2 separate regions of the Mus musculus genome follow, and region 2 is linked to region 1. A link is a loop called in an ENCODE intact Hi-C map of the cell type or tissue named here. Cell type or tissue: left cerebral cortex. All regions are shown on one strand. Each heading gives the region's core, and the rest is flanking DNA. Links, peaks and the distances in the headings are about the cores only.

Evidence for each region. A loop is a pair of places that touch in the nucleus more often than their neighbours do. Peaks named below come from ENCODE experiments on the same cell type or tissue, not always from the same donor. Only the 100,000 strongest peaks of a DNase experiment are listed, where the experiment ranks them.
Region 2: a loop joins it to region 1, with 2.1 times the contacts of the local background. A loop is called at or near these places in 3 of 42 quality-filtered maps.

The regions. Positions count from the first base shown.
Region 1 is chr17:79,014,242-79,026,524 of GRCm38, reverse strand. Prkd3 (protein kinase D3) reads left to right here and starts at 5,709. Exons shown (of 19, transcript NM_001171004.1): 1 at 5,709-5,840. In left cerebral cortex, for the core only: no CTCF peak of the experiment used is centred there; a DNase peak (open chromatin) is centred at 5,699; H3K4me3 peaks cover 2,062 bases; H3K27ac peaks cover 905 bases.
Region 2 is chr17:78,958,630-78,970,912 of GRCm38, reverse strand. Prkd3 (protein kinase D3) reads left to right here. Exons shown (of 19, transcript NM_001171004.1): 10 at 2,796-2,873; 11 at 4,462-4,738; 12 at 8,334-8,386; 13 at 9,730-9,802; 14 at 11,775-11,881. Among named protein-coding and RNA genes, the nearest start is that of Gm41622, 19 kb to the left of the region's middle. In left cerebral cortex, for the core only: no CTCF peak of the experiment used is centred there; a DNase peak (open chromatin) is centred at 6,339.

The DNA.
Region 1 (12,283 bases), core at 2,093-10,092:
CAAGGTTTTTACAGGCTGAAAATATGAGAGGAATATGAAATAATAGACAAGCAGCATGACTACTCGCATATCTGTAGGATTACTTGTGTTTACCAGATCATTCAGTTAGTATACAGTAGTATTATTTAAATATATGCATACCTTCTCAATATAAATCTAGTTGTGTGACCCTTAAAGACAAGACAATATTCTAAAAGTATAGTGTTATGTGACTTCATCACTCCACAAACATCAGACTTCACAAGTGTAGTTGGTACTACAAAGTACACTTATACGTTTGTTTTGGGTTTGTTTGTTTATTTATTTTTTTATGATTGATTTTTATGTGCACTGGTGTTTCACCTGCATGGGTGCCTGTGTGAGGGTGTCAGATTGCCCTGGGACTGGAGTTATAGATAGTTTGAGCTGTCGTGTAGGTGCTGGGAATTGAATCCCAGTCCTCCGGAAGAGCAGCCAGTACTCTTAACTGCTGAGCCATCTCTCCAGTTACCCACATGTAAGTTTATAGGTCTGGTATGCTTGGTATGTCATATTTCTCCTAGGGCTATGATAAACAAAACCAACAGGACACTCAGTCCAGCACAAGAAAAACCAAGAGACACTGTAACTATGAGACACACGAGGTTGCCATCAGCAAAACACAATGTAGCGCTTTATAGTAAGCTTTAAAAAAATACATAAATAGAATTATTGCACTCCAAAATAATATCAGTGATTGGCGCTTAGCATTTATGAGTTCTTAGGTTCAGCCCTCAGCACCAATGGGTTAGTAAACAAGGAACAAGCAAGGATGGTGAATGCAGAAGCCGTGACACAGAGCTTATTGCTATCCCTTAGTTATCACTAAGTTTCACGCACTGTACACGACTCCATATGCTTTTCTTTGCTGTCGCTGACAGCACAGGCCTGTTTATCTCATCATGGTCACATGAGACGAACTTCTCTTGCAGTTTCAACCTCTCTCGCTTCCCTTCTGCTTATACCTTTTTACACTTCTCTATACTATAGGTCAGTCTATATTTCAGTTAATAATTTCAACAAGAGCTATTTCCCCCTTCAGATCAAATGCCTTGCACAAATGTTTGAGACGCATAAGTGATTCTCAAATGTTTAGGGCATCAACAAATCAAAGGCTGTGAAGTCTTGGGGGGGGGGGGGACAAAACCAAACAGGCTAAATCAAAACCAACCAGACTTCAGCTAAGCCTGCCATCGTCATTAAAGGAACTGGGACAGTTTAACATCAAGTTAAATAATCAAATGTGTGTCTGTCGATACTTGAAAGTTTTTAAGTTTGAGGTATAATCAGAGTACAAGTTAAAATAAAACATACAAGTCATTACAGTCTGAATATAGTAAAAATAAAACCCAATGAATGTATTTATTTATCTACTCAGAGATTTTATAGTCCACCAAAACACCGGCAGCCAGCAGCATAGACAGCAACGGTTCTGGCCACCCGAGGGTAGCAATGGGACCTTCCTTTGATGAAACAGAAAGGAAGTCCTTCTACATCCTGGGCCTCTTTAGCTTTTTGTTGTCCTTTAAAACTGACACCCACAGAATCAAGTTCAGCAACTCGTTTCTCCGACAAGATTTTTTTAAAAAGAAAGAGAGAGAGAGAGAGAACAAATGAACAAACTTCTTTAATATGACTTATATTGGTATCTTAAGTGGTACCTGCTGTGTATTTTCTGCGAGCTGGCGATTAAAAAAAAAAATGCTTTCTGAGCATTTTTCCACTTAATCCTTGTGACAACTTACAGGGTAGAGTCAACACTCACTCCAGTGAAGTGTCACTTGGTTGTGTGACACATACCAAGGCAGACTAATCACATGTGTACTGCTTTCTTCAGTCAATTCTCACAAGAATCCTATGATGTATAAAATTATTTCCCCCCTCATTTTGAGCAAAATTAATTCTGGATAAGATTAAGGTAAATGGTAGAACGTAGACTTGACTACACTCAAAGTCCCACCCCAACTCCCTCCACTCAGGATATTCTGAGTTTTTTCACGTGGTGAGAAAGTCTGGACTTCTATGGTTTCGTCAGTCCAGACGTGATAAGCCTGTAATAGCTTTGTTCTTTTCAGTTTGGCTCTTGGGCTGTAACTAGTTGACACTATTTCACAACAGAGCTTTTTATTAAAACCCAGGACTCCATTGTCTAAGGGGACTTGATGTTAATTCCACTTTTAAGAAACCCATAAGCATCTACACATTACCTGTCTGTATGGGAAAGCCAGAAAGACAAACGGAAATCCCTGTGAAAGACGACAAGATAATTACCTGTCTGTATGGGAAAGCCAGAAAGACAAACGGAAATCCCTGTGAAAGACGACAAGATAATTGTGTCCTTTCTCCCATTACCTGAATTTTAACTTGTAAGAAAAAGATAGAAAACCTAGGTGTAACATATGACTATCTCTCCCTTTAGTAATTAGTTTTTCCTAGTCTTCTTATTTGTCAAATGATCATATATGCTCTTTTATGATATGCTCTTATAAATACGTACACTGTTATCAATGTTATTGTATATAAAATTAAATGAAAAATATAAAGCTAATGAAAGTATTGTTAATAAAAATAGGTAATATAGAATAAACAGAGAAATCTATATAAAAAAGAATGACTATATTTGACTCAGGGCTGGTATGCAATTAATGGTGGTATTATTACCAGCCTTTGAATCCTATTAATTTGGTCCTTGTTAGAAGAGGGTAGGGAACTATTGCAGGGTTTAGCATTTGATGTTTTAGGACTATAAGCTAACCAATATAATCACGATAATGAAGAAAAAGTTTTCTAGTTCAGCTAAAAATTTACTAAACCCTTGGAACTAATGAATGTCTTTAATCCCAACAGAGGCAGGTTCATCTCTGAGTTTGAGGCCAGCCTGATCTACATAGTGAGTTCCAGGACAGCCAGGGCTACACAGGGAAACCATGTCTCAAAAACAAACATTTACTAAGCCCCGTGCTAAGTGATGAATGAATAACAATGAAACGTGTTTTTCCACAAGTTCAGGAGAGGCCAGGGCAGATCCATAATAAAGACGCAAAGAAATGTGGTAAGTGACCCGAGAGTTGTCTATGGGACAATCAGGAGACAGAGCAATTACAGCGTGCAAAATCAGAGATGAAGATGGATTTAACCAGCATGAACGTAACAGTTCGAGCTAGTCTAGGACAGACTAATAAAACATCTATTGGAGTAACCTACACTGACATTGTTCTAGGATAACTGTAATGGAACCAGGTGGGGTGCTAAAAGACTGTAACTAGTGTGTCTACCAATAAAGAGCCTACAGCACCCCCCCCCATGATCATTTTATTAACTCTGTGTTGATGCTTGAATGCTATATAAATTTTCAGCTGTGTTCCAGGGTCATGGAAAAAAAAAAGACCCAAACAAAATGAGTTTCCAGTAGCCATGTACAATAAATCAAACCCAGCTGAAGTTTTAAAATAATGGCTACTTCCTCTAGCAAGTCCTCAGCAAGTGGTGGTTTTCTGCATTTAGGATTCTAAATCAGGAAGCTCTGCTCTCTCAACTCATAACCACACCGACCCTCTTTGCTTGTATTAGGTTCACACATGTAAATGATTATCTCATTAAGGACAAGAGGGGACATTAAACGTGAGGACAGGAAGATTTACAACCAAAGCCAGTGAAGGAGAAGATACAAACTCCTGTTTCCATTAAAAACAAAACCAAACCAAAAAAAAAAAAAAAAAAAACAACCCGAGAAGTCTTGAACATTCATTGAACATTCAGACTGTAGTTCTCTTAGGGATAATGAACACTCCTTAAGAAAACCAATGTTCATCCCTTAGGACAGAAGAGAACATGCAGGAAAATTGTGGCTTATGTTCAGGAAAGGCAAGATTTCAGGTGAGAAGACAGTAGCCTCAAACGACCTGTTGAAAGATTTAACTAGAGAAAGGAATTCAAAAGCGAAACAGTGAGAATTCAGCTCAATGAAATATTTATGTGTAAAGTATGTATTTCGCATAAACACTTAAATCTCTGTAGAGCAGCAGTTTAGTTCTTTGAGAAAGTTACACCTATGAAAAGTAACTGTTTCTTAAGGGCCACAGCAGAAAATGGAAGTCTAGAGTTGGTTCAAACTGAATGCAAATTGCTCTGATGAGATCCTGCGAGTCTTGCTGAGAGAAGATATTCCTGGCTGGGCCAAAACATCTATTGTGAAGAAGAGAGAAAGAGAGAAAGAAAGAAAGAAAGAGAGAAAGAGAGAAAGAGAGAAAGAGAGAAAGAGAGAAAGAGAGAAAGAGAGAAAGAAAGAAAGAAAGAAAGAAAGAAAGAAAGAAAGAAAGAAAGAAAGAAAGAAAGAAAGAAAGAAAGAAAGAAAGAAAGAAAGAAAGAAAGAAAGAAAGAAAGAAAGAAAGAAGAGAGCAGTTAGGCAAGGGAACGCTTAAGAAGAGGGTACACTGGAATGAATCTGCTTTTAATCTTAAAGTAAAAGAATCACAAAATATATTTAAAGAGTCTCTGTCTCTCTCCCTCTCCTCCCTCCCTCGCTCCCTGCCCTCCACCACCACCATTTTGATCATATTCACAACCCATACCCTACTCAATTGAGCCCCTTCTGAACTGGGCCCTTTCCTTTGACACCTTTTTTGTTTAGTTAGGGTTGCCTGCATTAGTGTGAGTGGTGTCTGGGTAAGACTTTAAGAACAAAGATGTAATCAGATTTAGATTTTAGTGGATGTTGGCAGTTTCCGATTCCAGAGAAATGTCCGAAATGTCCTCCCACCCCTTAACGCTCCCTGTAGAAAAAGATTATACACAGTTTTGTTTTAAAAGCCTCACTCCCTAGGAGACGAGGCTGCAGCTAGTAGTATGGTCAGTGCTTTAGCTCTTCAGTGACCTTGTGAGTGGGTTCGGTCTCCCATTTCTATCCCTGGGGGGGCAGGGAGAGGTCTCACTTATTTCAAATCCAGGACTATCCATTAATATTACAGATTCTGTACCCAGATTAATTCTCCCCTATGTTCTCAAAAGCTGCCCCCCACCCCGCTTTCTGCATCCAGACGAGTGGCCTTTATGACAATATATTTTACTTTGAAGATATAAAACGTCGACGTGGAAGAACTATCTAGTTTTTGTGTCAGTGACTGTACCGCGCAGATGTTTCTCTTTCATCAACTATTTATAATTTAACACACAGGGCTTCTTCTCTCTGAGGTTCCATGACTGTCGACCGCTCTTTTGGTAGAGAGGGCAACGCACCAGTGTTAAGGTGCACAAGAGGAAACACAGGCACGTGCAAGCGGCGTCTCCAAGTTTTGCTGTGGCGCCGGTGAAGGACTGTGTCTGTGTAGCTCTGGGTGTTGGGTGACAGCTGCCCCCGGGAACGCCGAAAGGGACAACTTTGGAAAGGAGGGTCCTCCACTCTGGACGCTGCGTTCAGGTGGTCACCTCTTGTCACCGACTGCCAGCGCCCGCCTAGGGGGACAGCAAAGTGAGAGGTTCGAGTACAGCGCGTCCTTCCAGTCGCGCTCAAGCCCGCGCTCCGAGCGCCCGGTGGGGACCTCTGCGGGTTTGCAGAGCCTCCGCGCGCCCCCTCGGAGCCAGACCCACCAACCGCGCGCGGCGGGGAACTACAGCTCCCGGCAGGCCCCGCGCGGGCCGCGCGCCCCCGCCCGCGCGCCCCGGCCCCCCGCCCTCCGGCCTCGAGACGGGACGGGAGGGAGGGCAGGAGGAAGGGGCGCGGGCGGGCGGGTTCGTGCGAGGCGCGTGAAGCCTCGCTGGCTCCTGCTCCGGGACGCGGACGCTGGCGCGCGCCGACTTTCTCCAGAACAGCCGAGCCCGCCTCTGTAAGTAGTCGCTGGAGGGAGCGCGGAGCAGACACCGAAAAAAGTTCGCGCCGCCGCCGCCGCTGCCGCTTTGTTCTCCCGACCCGTCGGGCTGAGGTGGCGCGGCCCCTCCCCCACCGCATGCGGCGGCCGCGGCGACGGCGGCGGGACTCGGACCCGCGCGGGGCTGGGCGGCGGCCGCGGCTGGGCGGGAAGTCGGGGCGGTGCTCCGCGGGCGGCCGGGGGCGCCGGCGCGGCCAAGTTCCGCGGTCCGCGCCGAGGCCAAGTTGGAGTCGCGCGGCTGCTGCTGGTGACCCACCGCGCCCTGGCCCTCGGGGACCCGCTTTCTCCCGAGCCCCGCCAACTAATCCTGCCGCCGGCGGCACGGTGCAGTGAGCCTTCCCGGTTCTTTGCTGCACTTTTCCTGGTCCTGGGGCTGGAAGGGGCGAGTATCCGGGGTTTGGAGGATAGTGACCCCAGTTTCCTGACTGCCTTTAGGCTTGCCTGTTGCAGCCTCGCTCCAAGTCGTTCTCATTCCCTGGGGGAGCTTCGCCCTGAGTTGAAACATCCGCGAGTGTGGAGCAATAAAATAGTAATAATAATAATAATAATAATGAGCACACACGACATTACTTGATTGCGTGTCGGGTATTTTAGTTCACATCGTCGAAATCAGAAGTATAGGCCGTGCTGTCAGCAAGCACGAATATAAATCAGGCTACAGGCGACCTGCAGACTTTTCCGTACACAGATTGATGGCATGGATGTAACTGTCCCTTCAACCACGCCCGTCCCCACAGGAAATATGACTATCGGTGTCATCTTTGATTAAAGAGGATAAGTTTCAACATGAAGTACTACTTTGTAGGACAGGGCCTTTAAAACCTGTAGGCACAAATGAAGCAACAGTTTGAGATACTTTCATCCATGTCCTAGAAAAACGTTATTACACTAAAAAGTTACTTTTACTCTGTACCTGATGTTGCAGTTTTAGCAGTTTTGATTTTGTTCAGCTGGAGTTTAAACTTTTAATGCCAGGCGGGTAGACAAGCCTACGGATTTGCTTCAAGAAAGCATCCCTGAAGTTGCCAGACTCAGTTCTGAGTAACATTTGCTCTAGAAGAACATTTCCTCTCCCAGTTATAATCTGGGGTGGGATAAAACAGCAGTTTAGCCAGAAAGTTGTTTCAAGTTTTTGCAAATATATTATTTTTAAAACGTCTCACGGGAACCGTTACAATAGGTTTTGCTTCATAGGATAGGTTTATAAATGTCATGGGCCTGAGAATATGGGTTTGGAGGCATCTTTGATAAGCCAGGGCAGTTCACATTTCAGGACTGTTAAGACTAAAAGAATTTTTCTTAAATGTGTTTGGCAGTTTCATACATTCTGATGCCCTACCCCTCACTCTCTCTAGTACCCCCTACCCCCTCACCAATCCCTTAAAGAGGTTTTATAGCCATGAGCCTTTAATCTTGCACATTGTATAAGCTATTTTATCAGATGACCTGTTTAAAATAGACATTTCTTTCTGTTTTTGTGTTGTTTGTCATCTAAACACTGCTATACACACCAAAAGCCACAGTAAGTTAAACTTTAAAAGTCAGAGGAGTTGAAAACACCTCATACATAAAGATAGAGGGAAAGAGAGTTGTTAAAGTGTACTTTCCACAGAAGGGACAGACAGTTTTCAACAGAATTCTAAAGTTGGCAAAAATACTAACCATAGCGGAGTTCACTGCTTGTTTTTAAAGACACTCATTCAGGATTTGATGTATAATTACTTACATATAATTTGATTAGGCACATAATTGGATTTAATAATCACATCTCTTGAGTCTCTTGGGTTATGTAATTCAAACAGAACTTGCCTCTTTGAAGCAGTCATTTTAAAAGGAAAAACTGGGATGTGGTACTTAAGAAATGTTTTAGTTTTAATTTCGATGTAGATAAAACATTTTCTCTGCTCGTGTGGTGAACTTACAGTGGCTGCACATGAGAATTGTGCTTTGGCAATTAGCCAATCAGATTTCTTAGAAACTACGGGTGCAGGGCTGAAGATATATCAAGCTTATCCATAGCTTCGTATTGCTTTGCCAGACTGATGTGCCGGTACCTGGATACACCTCTCAGTGCCTGCGCAGAGAAGCTGCCTGGTGTGCCCTCTCTCTGTTCTCCAACACGGTGGAAGGGCAGAGAGTGAACCGCTACCCGGAGAAGTAGACTTGTAGAAGGAACAATTTAGCAGAGTGCTAAGCTCTTAGAAAGACAGTCTTCTATTAATCTGAGGGAATGTTTCTGGAATATGCAATTGATGGAGAGACTGCCACAGATTTTTTTTTAATCTACAAATATACCTGAGTTTTTTGTATACTGTACAAGCATTAAGCAAAGTCAGACCTTTTTCGAGGTAAAGCGTGGATATTGACTTCAGTGTACTGGCATGTCACTGGAAAAGCTCCCATGCTTCTTTACATGCTCACACAGTACATGCCATACACATGTGCATATCCTCACGAGGGTCAGGATAAAACTTTATTACCATTCCTTGTACACAAAGTGAAATTAAACCTGGACAACCCTTTACCCCTGGGAGTCACGTAAACATGGTATTACAAAGGAAAAGCATTTTTTTTTTTTTACTCTTCATGTTAACATTTGCAGAATGCACATAGAAGGTTGGTTACCCTAAATAATGAGAGCCCCTCCTTGTAGTATTTAACGTGTCTTGTTCTCTGGAATCCTCTTACTTGTTTCTTTATAGAGACCTTCCCTGAGACCCCACTGGAATTAAGTCTCCCTGGCATATGCTCTGTTGTATCTCATAGGTTGTAATTACCTAGCTACTTATGCAAATGTTTGTTTAATGTCTGTGAGTTCCAGAGAGAGCAGTGGCCATGTCTCTTTCTACTGCTGCTGTGAAACTTCAGTGTCTTTCTTAGTCCTCTGGCAAGTATCAAGGTTGAATGAAACTCCTGCTGGTAGAGCTTCTGAAGAGACTTGGTTGAGATTGGCGCATAATGTATGGCAATGAAGTGACAGGGCAGGGAGGGAAAAGGTAGATCAGCTTGTGACATTACCATGAAATATAACAGCCCAGTTACCCCAGTCACCTGGCCTCCAAGGTTTTTGTTTTACTTTGTTTGGGTGCACTGAGCTCAAAATACTTTTTGATTCCATTCAGTGGTGACAGAATTTGTAAGTTCATTTGAATGAGATATGTGACAACGGTCTAAAAGAATGGTGGAAAAAAATGCCAACTAAACTTAATAAATTCTTGACAACTAGACAATACTGTTCTGGCTTAGAGACTCTCATAGCTATTAGAAACAACATATCTAATACACAATTTATATATCAACGAGATGTACTATTTGTTAACTTATAAACTGTTTTCTATTTGAAGCATAAATACAAAGAAATTAAACAGCACACCAAAGTTTATATAAATTAGAATTGTTAGATTTCTTACAGATCAAACCAATTCCATAAACAAAACCAGGAGAGAGAAGACAGATGGGATGAGTGGGTGGGAGCTGTTAAGACAGGTTCTTACATTTCTATTCATGCTGAAGCTTTAAAAAAAACACTTTTATACAAAATTATATATAGTTTATAAGGAATGTGTGTCTCTAGTAAATTAATCAAGTGTGTTATTAGATTGTTACTATTAATTAACCTCAAGTGGTATAATAAAAAGTAGACTTAGTAGAATGGCACCTTTTATCTAATTGCTGTAAAACTTCTGAATGGTCTGAGTGCTACAGTAAGCCAGATGCTGTCATTAGTAACTGGCAGGTGCCGTCCTTATAACCCGGGAGTCCCACAAGTGTTGCTGCCAGTTTCTTTGTACATCTCTCAAGTAAAGCTGAGCTAAAAACAGCTCTGCCTTAATACTTCTTCAGATATTTGAGGACCACTCATTCTGATTGGCATATGCGGCGTAGCACATGCCCTTATCTTCATGGTTACCTGGATGTTTGCAGTTGTTTTCTTCCCAAACCTAAAAATCTGTAACTCTAAAGATATGGATTATAGAATGAATAGTCTCTCTCTCTCTCTCTCTCTCTCTCTCTCTCTCTTTCTCTGTGTGTGTGTGTGTGTGTGTCTCTGTATATTCTATCCATCTCTATATATGTATGTATATTTGAATGTACAGTCTATAGTAGCATAGGCTAACAAGTGTGCATATTAATGCTATGGCTTTCCAATGTCCAGAGGTTTTAGGATTGTCTTAGTTCTTTGAGTGAGCCCTTTATATTCACAGCACTTACCTTAAGCCTCAGATACACAGCCCACCCTCATGAATGGCTTCCAGATCAGCATCTCCCCTCATTCTGATGTTGCACATTTAACTTGGAATTTATCTCTGTTGAGTTTCACTTTAATTTTACCACCTCTGCTCAGTTTTGTTCAACCTGAAGATGACATAAGCAGATTGTCTTTGTCTTTACCATTTCACATCTCATGGAAAGACAGAGCTGAGAGTGGCTTGGGAACATTTCCCCAAGGACTCCACACATGCCAGTTGACATACAGCAGATTCCTTACCACACTGATGCCCAGCTCAAACTCAGCGCGGTTACAGAGACAGTAGGGAAATGCTTTGACTACCGTTTCCGTGAGATTGTAGCAGCCTTGAGTGAGTAACCTCTGAACTTTCCCTTTCTCAACTCTAAAGCGGCTGGTTGTGCAGATTCATGAGGTGCGCCTACGTGGGGTTGAGACTCGTGTCTGTCAGATCCCAGATAGTAAGAGTTCAGCGAAGGTCACTACTTACTTCCTCCACTTGAGAAGTCTAGACTTTATGAAGTTATACGTGTGATGGACTTAGCATTTCTTGTTCTGCTTGAAATTAGGCTGATATGACCATTATACTATCCTCTAGCTATTCACAAATAATTTGAATAACAATCTGACTAAAGGTTTTCTTTACTTTTTTTTAAAACAATTTATTTATTTTTATTTTATTTACATTGGTGTTTGCTTGCATATATGTCTGTGAGAGTGTCAGATCTCCTGGAACTGGAGTTTCAGACAGCTGTGAACTGTCATGTGGGTGCTGGGAATTGAACCTGGGTCCTTTGGAAGAACAGCTAAAGCTCTAAACCTCAGAGTCATCTCTCCAGCCCCTGGCAAAGGATATTTAGTTTCTTTGGTAGTTTCTAGATTGTGCTTATCTGCTTTTTGGTGCTCTGCACTTGAAGCAGCCCTGCCCATCCCAGGCCGTGGTCTCTCACCCTGAGCTCTTTCTGCAGGTTATTGCACAATAGTCATGGTTAAACTTGCTCCCTGCTGTATGGGATGAGCTGCATCCTGGCCCAGAGACTTGCACTCACACAAAGTTTTAGAATCCCAGCATTGAAAAGGTGGAGATAGAAAGACTGTAAATTTGAGATCATCCAAGGCTACATGAGTTTGAAGCTGACCTGGGCTACATAGTTAGATTCAAAAGAAAAGACATTAAAAAATAAAGTCATTTAATTCTCTTGTATTCACAAAGTTTCAGTTCTCTGAGTTAGCTTGAAAACTGTTGGGAGACTATTAGTGCGATACAGTTTGAGCAATTCTTTCTGTGTAATTGTTCACCCTCCTCTCTAAACTGTGATTCTCAGTTCCTTGTTATCTTTAAGAAGCAGGAGTTACTGTGAAAACAGTACTGGTAAGAAAGCATGAGACTTGGGTTCTAATCCCCACTCTGTTCATAGCCATGTGATACTAGGCACATTGTTCTAGCACTTTGTGCTTTGGTCTTCTCATCTGCAAAAAGGATATTTCCCTGTTAATTGAAAAAAAAGTATCATGAGGCATATTAGTGAAACATTACCATCAAATGCTATAAAGTAGGAGTTTGAATTCTAGCCATTTGCCCAAATGTTACTATCAGTGCTTGTATCTTTAAGTTATTTTAGACTCATTTTATTCTGAATTTTCGCATTTGTATTTCTGTATCTCTGTGTTTTGTTCTTCATTTCATACATCTCATTCGTTTTAATTTAACTCCATATACTCATTTCCACTCTGCACACACTTCGAATGCTTTGAGTTTTCATCATTGTAATTATTTATGACTACAAAGAATTTAGAAGGATTCATCTCTTGTGAGCCATTCCATTCAGCCATGAAGGGTTATGCCTTTTTCTTTTTCTTTTTTTCCCTTTTTCTTTTCCTTGTCCTTCTTCTTTTTCTTTTTCTTTTTCTTCTTCTTTTCCTTTTCCTTCTTCTTTTTCTTTTAAAAAAATTTCTGGACTGTGTCTTCCTAAAACTTAGGATGCACAGTTTGCTGGTGTACTTTCCCAGTGTTAGAAATCCCTTAACGATGATGAGTTCACGTTCTCCTGGGCTTCATAGTTTATCAGCAGTCACAGTCGGTCCTTGCTGACTCCAGTGTATCCCCATTTGCTTCTTTAGGCTTCCGGAAGGCATTCGTCAACAAAGCAGTCCAAGACTCGTATTTTGGCAG
Region 2 (12,283 bases), core at 2,916-10,915, 56 kb after region 1:
TTCTTTGTCTATAAAGTCTGTATAGTAGTAGTAACTTTGTCATACATCCAAGTGAGATAATATATATGAGAAGAACTTAGGGCAATATTTAGCATATAGTAGCAGTCAGTAAATCAGTAGCTGTTAAAATTTGCTGAATATTTTTAGTAAGCCTTTTTAGAATACTGTGAAGTTAGACTGTGGCAGTATTTAGATCTCCCTGGAAAAGTTCCTTTGAGCAATGGACGGCAGTTGACAGAGAAAAACTCACATCTCGTCAAAGCACAGAGTGGTTCCCATGGAATACTCAGCCCCAAATGAGACAGTACCACCATGTTATACCTCCTCTCACACAAGGCTCAGGGACCACTGTGAAAGAGGCAGAGAGACTGAGGGGCAGAGTCGGGGAGGACCCCAGGGAAACCGTCTTCTGGACGTGACAAGACTGCTGTGAACTCAGCAGCTGTGGCGTCGCCGTGACAGTGGAAAGGGGCTCAGACGCTCCTGTTCCTAGCCGAGGGCTTCGGGAGGACAGAAAGTTGATCTTCTTTAAGAGTAAGGCTCCCACTGGGTCAGCTATGCTCAGATGGCCCACACCCAGGAATTCATGACTGGCACCAACTGGACCCTGGGTTATTCTTTAAAGAGGGACACAAACTTTGGGGATTAGTGTGAGATCTGGGCAGAGTTAGGGGAAGGAATGGGGATAAAATTATCAAAATACATTGGACACATCTATAAAATGCTCAAAGAATAAAAATATTTCAAAACGTATGAAGTGTTTAATATATTTAGCTGGTTTCAGTAAAGTTTTACATGGTGACAGCAGTACAGATTACAGCTATATATTTTTTCATTTGTTTATAACCCATGTCCTTTCAACAGGAACATAAAAGAAATATACACACATATGAGAATTTAGTTGCGTGTCTCATGATGAATAACTCAATAAATACTATTAGGGTAACCAATTAGCCATTTGGGGGGGAAATGACCATAACGTAAATCGCATTTCACATGGAACAAAACTAAATGAATCAAACTATTTAAATGGTTTCACGTTAATGCAGTGGGAGAAACCGAACAGTTACTTTATAAAGATTCCGTGTTGGACAGGGGAGAACCATGAACCAATCTCATGGAAGAAAGTCTGGGTTTGGCAAACCCAAAAACAAGACAAATGACAAACTGGAAAAAGTATTTCAACGTATGCTTTCGATAAGAACTAATCAAGAATTTGTGAAAAAGCCAACAAATTGATAATAAAAGATCACAACACAATAAAAACGTTAAATAATATGAAAAGAGAGATCACAGAAAAAGGAAATAAAATTATTCTTATACATAAAGTGTGGTTTTATTTATAATAAAAATATCAACTTCAACTTGCACTGATATAACAGGTTGTTTGTTTGGCTTTTGCTACATCAGAGATCAAAACGTTTAGAGATCTAAGTCAGTGATTCTCAACTTATGGGTCACATCCCCTTCTGGAGGGTGAGTGACACTTTCGCAGAGGTTGCCTAGGAACATCAGAAAACAGATATTTACATCATGGCTCATAACAGTAGTTATAAAGTACCAGCTAAATAACTTTATGTTTGGGGGTCACCACAGCTTGAGGAATTGTAGCAAAGGGTCAGAGTGTTAGGAAGTTGAGAACCACTTGTCTAAGTAGTTACCCCTGCGGCTACATCACCCCAATGGAGAAGACCATGAATTAGGTCAAGTCTTAATTTAACACCATCAAAACAGTCTTTTTATATCTTTTTAATTTTTTCTCTATTTTTGAGAATTATATATATATATATGTGAAGTATCGTACATGTTCCATTTTTCTCCATGTCCCCCCAGCACATCACCCTTTCAACTTCACATCTTCTATGTATGTGTGTGATAGCCACTCACTTAGTGAGTACTGCAGATAAATTCCCAGTGGAGGATGAAAACCTACCAGTGACCACTTCTTAAAAAAAAAGAATGATTCTCCCTCCCCCAGCAGTTGTCCACTGTTAGTGACTCCTCATTAAGGGATGAGACCCAAAGATTATCTACTCCACCCATGCCAGGATTTTGTCTGGCTTGATCATGTATAGACCATAGGTAACCACGGCTACTTATATAAGTTCATTCCCTGAAGATGGCATTTCACAGCACCCTCCCCATCTGGCTCTCTCTGCCTCCTGTGTGATGTTGCCTGAGCCCTGGTGGTGATGGCATAAGTATCAGGGTCCCATTTAGGACTGAGCACTGAGTCTTGTTCTCAGCACATTGACCAATTATGTAGCTGTCCACAGACTGCTGTCCATGACCCAAAAAAACAAACAAAAACCCTCTGATGTAGCTCGATTGCAGCGCAAGCCTGGCAGCTCCTGGAGCTAGGGGAACTGCAGAAGTATGGCTCTGGGGCTCTGTATCCAGGAACTGGATGAATAGGGATGGTTGGGGCCTCAGAACCCCTTGCCTGTCTGTGCTTGGGGAGCAGCTCTGTTTATTTTTTGACAACATCCAGAAATTTAGCATAGAAGTAAATTATATAAATCTATGCATGTGAATGAATGATGTACAGCTACTTCTGTGTACCTACATAAATTCGTATGAAAGGACCCCCTAAAACCTAACTTCACTTGGGTAACAGTAAGAAATGGGATATAAGTCAATGTGGGAGTGATACACTTCAGTAGATTCCCTTTTTATATTTTGAAAATTTTAAACCTCATTGTTTAAACTACTCAGAATAGAAGAATGGATGGCAAAGGGAAAGTGCAAGTAGGAATTACTTTTGAGCCACCTTTTCTGACTTCTGTTTTCAATAGAGAAAGAGACATTATTGGAGACTTGACAGTAAATGTCTAACATTGTTTCAAAATGAATCTGGATCAAAGTATTATAAGGTAAGGATTTTGCATTTTATAAAATGTTAAAATATTGTGATACTGATTTTTTTTTGTTTCGTAAAGTTTTGTATGGTTAACTTCATTTTTATGTAAATGTACTTATTATGACTGCCTAATAGAGGTCATCGTTAAGTCCTTGTTGAAGCAACTGCCCTCCACTTCCATTTTACACACACACACACTACACACCAAAAAAAATAAATAAGTTGTCTGGTTTTGGCCTATTACTTGGACTAAACGTTAAATAATAATTTAGGCCAATGTATGGACGAGAAGGAATGCTTAAGCAACTTTATTTATTTTTATTTTATGCATATTGGTGTCCTACCTGCATTTATGTCTGTGTGAGGGTAGCAGATCCTCTGGAACTAGAATTACAGACAGTTGTGAGCTACCATGTGGGTGCTGAGAATTGGGCCTAGGTCCTTTGGAACAGCAGCCAGTGCTCTTGAGTGCTGAGTCACCTCTCCAGCCCCCAGCCATTATTTGTGCTTGCTCAGCTTAAGGGTTATGCTTCCAGAAGTGTGGTCACAGGAGATGCAGCTAATGAGTGGTACCGACAGACGTTAGTCTGCAGGTGTTGGATGTGGAGGCAGACTATCCTGCTAGATGCTTTTCTTCCAACATCGTGAAGACCTGCTATAGCATTTCATTGTGTAGGGTGTGTGTGTGTGTGTGTGTACATGCACTTGCACCTGTGCACACACAGTATCTATGTAGGGGCAGAGGCAGATGCCAGATGTCTCTTTCGTTTGTCCGTCCGTCTGTCCTTTCTTTTTTTCTTCCTTCCTTCCTTCCTTCCTTCCTTCCTTCCTTCCTTCCTTCCTTCCTTCCTTCCTCTTTCTCTCTCTCTCTCTCTCTCTCTCTCTCTCTCTCTCTCTCTCTCTCTCTCTCTCTCTTTCTTTCTTTCTTTCTTTCTTTCTTTCTCTTTTTTGAAGTATAAGGCTTTGTTTTGTTTTTTGTTTTTGTATGTGTGTATGAGTGTTTTGCCTGAATGTATGTGTATGTCTGATGCCCTTAGTTACAAGAATGGGGTATTGGGTCCCCTGGAATTAGTATTACAGGTAGTTGTGAGCTGCCACGTGGATGCTGGGAAACGGACCCAAGTCCTCTGCAAAAGTAGAAAGTGCTCTTAACCACTGAGCCTCTCTCAACCCCCACCCACCCACCCACCCACACACACACACACACCCACACACACACACACACACACACACACACCTTATTTTTTGGAATAAGCTCACTGTTCTGGATAGACTGTCTGGCCAGTGAGCTTTCCCAGATCCATCTGTCCCTGCCTGCTACCCCTTAGCTCTGGGGACCTGACAGGTCCACATGGTTGTAAGCACTTTACACATCTCCCATGCCCCGAGTCTAACACTCCGTGACCTGCCTCTAGCATTACTGAACAGTCAAGTCATTTAAGACAGACATACCATAATACTTGGCTGCCTAATCCATATGCTGTATAGTGTGTTGGACTTAGTGGCATTCATAGAAATGCTTATCTTTGCTTCTAGTGTATTTTAGAAATAAAGATAAGTGTTTATTCATAGTTTTTCAGTGTTCAACTTTTTTACTACAGGAAATTCCACTTTCAGAAATTCTCCGTGTATCTTCACCGCAAGATTTCACCAGCATTTCACAAGGCAGTAACCCACACTGTTTTGAAATCATCACCGATACCGTGGTATACTTTGTTGGTGAGAACAATGGGAGCAGCTCTCATAATCCTGTTCTCGCTGCCACTGGAGTGGGACTAGATGTGGCGCAGAGCTGGGAAAAAGCAATTCGCCAGGCCCTCATGCCTGTCACTCCTCAAGCAAGTGTTTGCACTTCTCCGGGGCAAGGGAAGGACCACAGTAAGTGGAAGCACATTGGTGGCTTCGTTTCATTTTAAACATTTGCAGATACACTTGTGTGGCTGTGCTATTTCATTCTATCTTTAATGCTTAAGTTTTGTCTTTAATTGCCAATACCATTAGTTAATACCTTTATGAAGTTATGCTGAGTATCATTCATATACACATATGTGAGAGAGAGAGAGTATTTGTGTGTGTGTGTGTGTGTGTGTGTGTGTGTGTGTGTGTGTGTGTGTGTGTGTGTGTGTGTGTGTTGGCTCCAGGATATATATATTCACAGCTAGCTACCTTCATCTCCTTACATTTAAACTCTGCATCTCCCAGCCTGCTGTCAGATCTGAGGTGGGTAATTTTTTTGCTGTTCTATAATAGTAGCTACTGTGGAATTGTTAGCGTTGAGTGGATCCAGTCTGTAAGACAAAGAATAGTACCACAGTGCTTAGCAGCTTAGTGTGTATGAATTGCTTTTTGTTTTGGGATTTTTGTGTGTGTGCGTGTGCTGACATAAAGTATCATGTTTACAGTATACTCATAAAATCTGATAGGTCAGAATGATGTTACTTTTAAATGAATTACGACAGAAATTTAAAAATATTGAAGTGGCCATGGTGGTACACGCTTCTAATCTCAACACTGAAGAGGCAGAGGCAGGTAGATCTATAAGTTAGAGGCCAGTCTGGTCTGTGAGTATCAGCCAGGGATATAGTGAGATCCTGACTCAGGAAAAATGGGGTTTGGGGTGGGGGAGAGAATATTAAAGAATACTATTATTCCAACAAAACTTTAAACCCAAATTGAATGAATATTTATTTAATCGTTAAAAAATATTAGAGTCTAATACAGCTTTTACCTTATTGGAATTATATCCATAGAGAATTATAGAGAAACATCATCATTGGACAAATATATTTATATTAAAATAAGTATCAGCCACTTTCCAAATGCAATTTATCTCAGCTTACCTGTATTATTTTATGCAACTGTTTCATGCATTACGTTAGGTCTAAAACTAAAATTCAAGAGAGAAATGATAGACGCTACTTAGGGGAGATGAGTACTTGACTGTTAAGCAGCAGCAGATGCAATGCAGGGACGAAATCAGGAAGGTTTTACTGTAGACACTGAGGTGTGGCTAGGAGAAGCAGGGCTTCATAGTAGAAAACTTGATTTGGAATTTGGCCTGCAGTCAAGGGTAGGATAGGCAGAGGTAAATAAAAGGTAGAAGGGGTAGTGCTGCTTTTGTTGGGGAGACAGGTGTAATCACGAGTGTGAAGGCTGGAGTCATGTGCAGCCTTTGGTACGCCTGAGGAGGGATGGGTGGGTGGATGCATGGCTAACAGGGTTTACGTTCTGGGCAGTTTAGACAGCACTAGCATTTCATCAAAACTAGGAGCCTTTCCCCAGAAACATTAGAGACATACATGCACATTTTATTCTTAACTTCCAAAGGCTTGCTTAAAAGTCTCTAAGGCAGAATCCTAGAGTAAGAGGGGAGATGAGGGAAAATGCACACAGTTGCTGCTCACCATGCTGTGTGATCTTGGGCTCCAGTGTTCTGCATCCAAAGTGGGAGGAATAATAAATACACACAGTGCACTGGGCAGCGTGCCCAAGACTTAACTGATATTCCCATTTTGTCTGAAACTGAGAGAAATTAAAGCTGGATGGATCCAGATAGAGGAGGCCATTGAGAGAAAAGAAAATAATGAAACTAGGAAACAAACCACTAGAAAGGCATTGGCAGGCACAGTCATTTTGCTGGTGTGCTTTTCCTTGATCAGTCTTAAATTTTTAAATTACTTACTGGTGTACTGGTATGCTCCTTTAATTGCAGCACTCCAGGAGGTAGAGGGAAGGTGATGTCTTTGAGTTTGAAGCCAACATGGCCTTCATAGGGAGTTCCAGGACAGCCTAGGTTACATAGTCAAGACTATTCCCTAAAAAAGTAGAAGATTTGGAGCTGGGCAGTGGTGGCACACGCCGTTAATCCCAGCACTTGGGAGACAGAGGCAGGCGGATTTCTGAGTTCGAGGTCTACAGAGTGAGTTCCAGGACAGCCAGGGCTACACAGAGAAACCCTGTCTCAGGGGAAAAAAAAAAAAAAAAAAGATGATTTGAATGACATAAAATATTTTTGAAGTGGCTTAATATTTTTAAATAAGAGTTTCTCGTGTGTGTGTGTGTACACACGTGTACACCTGAGGACAAGACCAGAGGAGAGTATCAGGTCCTTTTCTATTCGCTGCTGATTCCCTGGAGAGCACTGAAATGGACTAGACTTTGGCTAGACTGACTAGGCAGCAAGCTCTCTTAATCCTCCTCTCTCTGCACCGCACAAAGCTGCACAAGGCCAGACTTGGCCTTTTAAAACAGGTGCTGGGGATTAAACTTGGATCCAAATGCTTTTGCATACTAAGCCGTTCCCCAACCTGAATTACTATTTGAAATGAAGAATTTGCTTATATTAGTGCTGTCCTGTGTTTTAGTATGTGCAGTTGTGAAGGAATCATCATGGTTCGTTTCTCTGGGTTGTCTTAATGGCTTTTTGGTCTTGTTTCCATATTTCCCTTTTCTTATTGCTTTCTTTATTTACCACAGTAACTCATCAAAACTTTGTGGGACTATGTCATCTGACTTGAGGCAATCCCCGGGATACATGAGGGTCCATCCCATCTCAGTCCTGTCTCTGCCTTCAAGAGACCGTTGTCAGCCACTTGCTATAGATGTCTTAACTGGGGAAGGACTTGGGAGGATGGGAGTCCAGACGAACTACTACATTGTTTTATTTTTCCTTTTTCGAAGTATAAGGTCATATACTCTGAGGTCTTTTTTTATAAATTCCTTTTACCTACTCTTAATACATAGAAGGCATATTTCATTACCACTGTGTAAATTTATCTAATTTAAACTTTTTAATGAAAGTAATGAATTCTTTTTTTTTTAATGTGCATGGGTGTTTTGCCTCCATATATGTCTGTGTACCACATATGTGAACGATGCCCCCAGAGGCCAGAAAAGGACATCGGATCCCCTGAGACTAGAGTTACAAATGGTTGTGAGCCACCCAATGGATGCTAGAACTCAAACCAGGTCTTCTGAAAGATCGGCCAGTATTCTTAACCACTGAGCCATCTGTCCTGATACATGCTTTTTGTGTTTTAAAACAATATAAGCAGTATAGATACAAATATTACAGTCCTCGCTCCCGAGCCTACATCACTCACTCACCAGAAGTAGCATTTTTAGTTTAATTCAAACACTGCTACACTGGAACTTGCTTTTTCCTCTTTTGTTGAATGCAGGGCCTCATACTTCACACATAGTAGGCAGATGCTCTAATACTGAGCCCTTAGTAGGACATTATGTCACAGATCTATGCTGTTTATTAAATATTTAGAGTATTATTTGTGTGGATGTGTCATATTTTATTTACTCAGTTTCTTGTTGATGGGTTAGTATTGTATATAACATTTTAATGCATATATTATCTATATTGATGTAATTTTAAGTTTGATAAGCTATGGATTTCCAAGAAATAATATTAAGTCATATACTAACTATTTTGTGTTTTTCTTATATTCCATTCTATGTACAGAAGATCTGGCTACCAGTATCTCCGTGTCTAACTGTCAGGTTCAGGAGAATGTCGTAAGTAATAATTACATCCCATGTGCGCAGACCGAATAATTAAAATAAGGGAATTAATGTGAAAATCTTACCAGGATTAAGTTTATATCCCCAAGTGTGGGAACAGGACCAAGGGCAGAAGGTGAGAGGTGATGGAGTCACACGATGAACCCCGAATCCTGGGAGTCAGACTCTGGAGAGCAGCATCAGGGTGCAGAGCTGAGTTTATTGTGCAGCACTGTGCAGTACACATAAGCTTATAGGCAGTGTGTGAGCCAATCCCAAGCCCCTAAATCCTCGGCCAATCATATCTGACCATACTGTCACCATGCTCCAGTGAAAACCCTGCCTGATGAGGTAACTCAGAAGGAGTGGGGGGAGAACCGTCACCTGTTAGAACTTCTATGAAGACAGGGACGTAGCCTAGCCACTGCCCTGGCCTCTGTTCTTTTGGCAAATTTAAATCTAATGCAGTGTTCGGCAGGTCCAGACTCTTCAAGGAGTCGCAGGAACATGTGGGAAACTCAGACATCGCTCCTGCTGAGCAACTTCCACCCTGTGTGGAACGTGCATGCGTGCGTGCGTGCGTGTGTGTGTGCATGTGCGTGTGCGTGTGCGTGTGCGTGTGTGTGTGTGTGTGTGTGTGTACGCGCGTGTGTGCGTGCTGTCTCTCACGAGCTTGGTGCTCACTGACTAGGCAGTTGGCCAGCAGCCTCAGGATCAGCATCTCGCACCTGCCTGCATTGGAATTAGAAGCATGAAGCACCACACACTTCTTTTAAAACTAGGTTCTGTATCAAACTAAGATCTTTGCACAGCAAGCACTTTACAAGCTGAGCTATCACCCTAGCCTAATGATTTTGTTGTGGTTTTGTTTTTATGTTTTAAGTCGAAGATAGCAGTCTTGTGTTTGGTAAAACTTAGTTCTTAATTTTTTTATAGGTCAGTACTGAATATGAAATTTATTTTCAACTCAAAGCATCTTTTTTCCCTGAAGGGTTTTTGGTTGGTTGGTTTGGTTCTATTTTGAGACAGGTCTATGTAGACCAGGCTGGCCTTGAACTCACAGACATGCCTGTCTATGCCTAGAAGGTAGGCTAGAATTAATGGCATGTGTCACCACACCCAGCTCCTAAGGGTATTCTTAAAGAATAAGGTATATAAGTTATATATAAGTTGCATATTGAATCATAGTGTAAGGCCAGGCTAACTTTCTCTAAAATCCAAAAAGCCTTTGCTTCATAAAATATTTTGTGCTTCATAAATTTTTTTGCCTCTAACATGAAATTAAAACTAAGTGTTTGAGTCAGCGACGTTGCTGTGCTTGCTTGATGAAGAACACTGTGCTTGCTTGCTTTCTCTAGGACATCAGCAGCGTTTACCAGATCTTTGCGGACGAGGTGCTTGGTTCTGGCCAGTTTGGCATTGTTTATGGAGGTAAGCAATGACAGCCTGTTACATACATATCTTCTAACTTGTAAACTCTGACGACAGCTGACATTCTTTTAGCTCACAGTTCTGTTAAGTGCTCTCCTCCTCAATGGCTGGTTCATATGCTCCCAACTAAAACCAAGTCTCTCTTCATTTCCATAGCAGAACTAAGAGTGGCAGGGTCAGGAGATTACTTCTACAGTAGTCTTCATGTCTTCTTGCAGCAGCTCGTACGTAAAGATGTGTTTGTATTGGCTTATGTGCACTGTTCACTGAAGTATGTTTCCCACTAGTTTCCAATGCACGGTCAGCATTCATCTTCTCAGGTCTGAAGAACTGAATTCTTGCTCTGTCCTGCGGTTAAGAACACTGATTAAACCATTTAGCATCTGTATCTCAAAATCTTGACAGCGGCTTAATGAAGGTAGTAAACTGAGTTGCACTGCACATAGGCTTACTGGACTTAATTACAACAAACGTGCCCATGACATAACTGTAAGCTGTGACCCCAGATAGGATGTGAACCCTTGACCCCACCTTCAGTCCTCCCCTTCTTTCACACCACTCTTGGAGTGAGCCTTTCAGAGCATCAGCACCGCATGTTAGTATTAGGACATTCAGAAGCCTGTGGTCCGTGTCCATTGTTCTTAGAGTATGCAGGCTGCTACAGTCTGCTTATGTAACCTCCAGTCTAATTACAGTTCATTTTTTATTTCTTCAAGGCGTGCTTGCATGCCTCTGTATTTGACCTCTGCACCTTTCTCCGTCCTTTAGTTAGCATGTGTTTGTTTCCAGCCTCAACTGAAGGACCACCTCTACTGCACTGGTTCTCAGCCTTCCTAATAACATGGCCCCTTAATACAGTTCCTCTTGTTATGGTGACCCCCCCCAACCATAAAATTATTTTTGTTGCTACTTTATAACTGTAATTTTGCTGTTATGAATCATAATGTAAGTATCTGATATGCAAATGAGCCCAATGAAAAGGTCGTTCACCACCCCCCAGAGGCGTGTGCCCACAGGTTGAGAATCACCTCTCTATGTGTTTTCTGACCATCCTATTGCTCATCTGAGTATCTGCATTGTGCTTCCTCCATGCCCCTGCCTTACGGTGGGCATCCTCCTGCCAGAGAGCCTGTAACACTGGGTCTCTCTCATCTTCCTGCGGAACTCTGAGGGTAGCCTTGAGGATGGCTGTTTTGTTTTCCAAGTATCTGCTTGGAACTGTGCCTCACCCAGAAAAATGTGTGGGTTTTACACATGCACACATCTGTGGTTTGCAACTTCAGATTTGTTAGTTTTATACTAGTGAGGTCTCTGGAAGACCTCACTGAGGGAAGGGTAATTGGTCTGAAGTACCAGACAACCCCTGTCGTTTAAAGCAGTCAGGATTTTAGGGCTGTGCCCTTGAAACAGTTGTAATTTTCAAGTTAATCAACAGGTGGAGAGCAAGTCCCGTGTGTTAAATGGAGGTAAGAATGTGCCTGCTGTTCCCACCTCTTCAACGGTGACCCCACTTAGTTAGTCCAGCGTGACTCGTTTGTTTCAATGGGTGAATGAGACACTGTTATGTACTTACCTTATACCTAGAAGTTGAAGGTCTGGAGCTTGAGAGTCTGCTGTACTTAACCACGCTGCTGACTTGGTGAACCTAGACTAAAAGTCACTAGTACATCATTTCCATCTTGACAGACTCCGAAGACTTGGTCAGGGCGTTTAAAAACTGTCACTTATTTACTATGATCTGTTACTTCTCAGCAAGCAGGCCATGGAGGTGTTATGCCATTTCAGGTCATGAAATTGCCTTTATTACAGGCAGTACAATAGAGGAAAGCATCATGTTTCCTAGAATGTGGAAAAGAACATGAACAGAAGATGTAAGAATAAATAAATAAAACTTCAGTCTGTGGATAAGTTGTCAACCCAGCTTTTCTGTTATATGTGAGCTGCCAGTTGATTCTTTTCTATTCTTTGACAGGAAAACACAGAAAGACGGGAAGGGATGTGGCTATTAAAGTGATTGATAAAATGAGGTTCCCCACAAAGCAAGAGAGTCAGCTCCGGAACGAAGTGGCCATTTTACAGGTAGGACTTAACGGTGGCTCCCGTAGCCTGGAGTTTGATTTGTGAGACTTCGAATGAATATTTCAGATGATGCAGAAAGGATAGGTTTGGGGGTCTTTTGGATCTTTTGCATACTGAAGATTATAATGTATAAAAGTTTAAAGACCCACCCTGCTGTGATTTTACTTTTAAAGCTAGTTTGATTCAAATCTTTTTTTTCCTGAGTGAAATCTCTAAAAATAATAAAGGGAATTCAGTTTAAATTCCTTTAGAGATACTGATCCTTCTGCTGTATTTTTATCATGTCATTATTTTACTCATCAGATTTTCAGATACGATGTAAATATGCTAGTTACTCTAAAAATAAACACTAATTAAAGCGAAGTGTGCCTCTAGCAGTAAGATGTTGTTCTGTTAATTCAA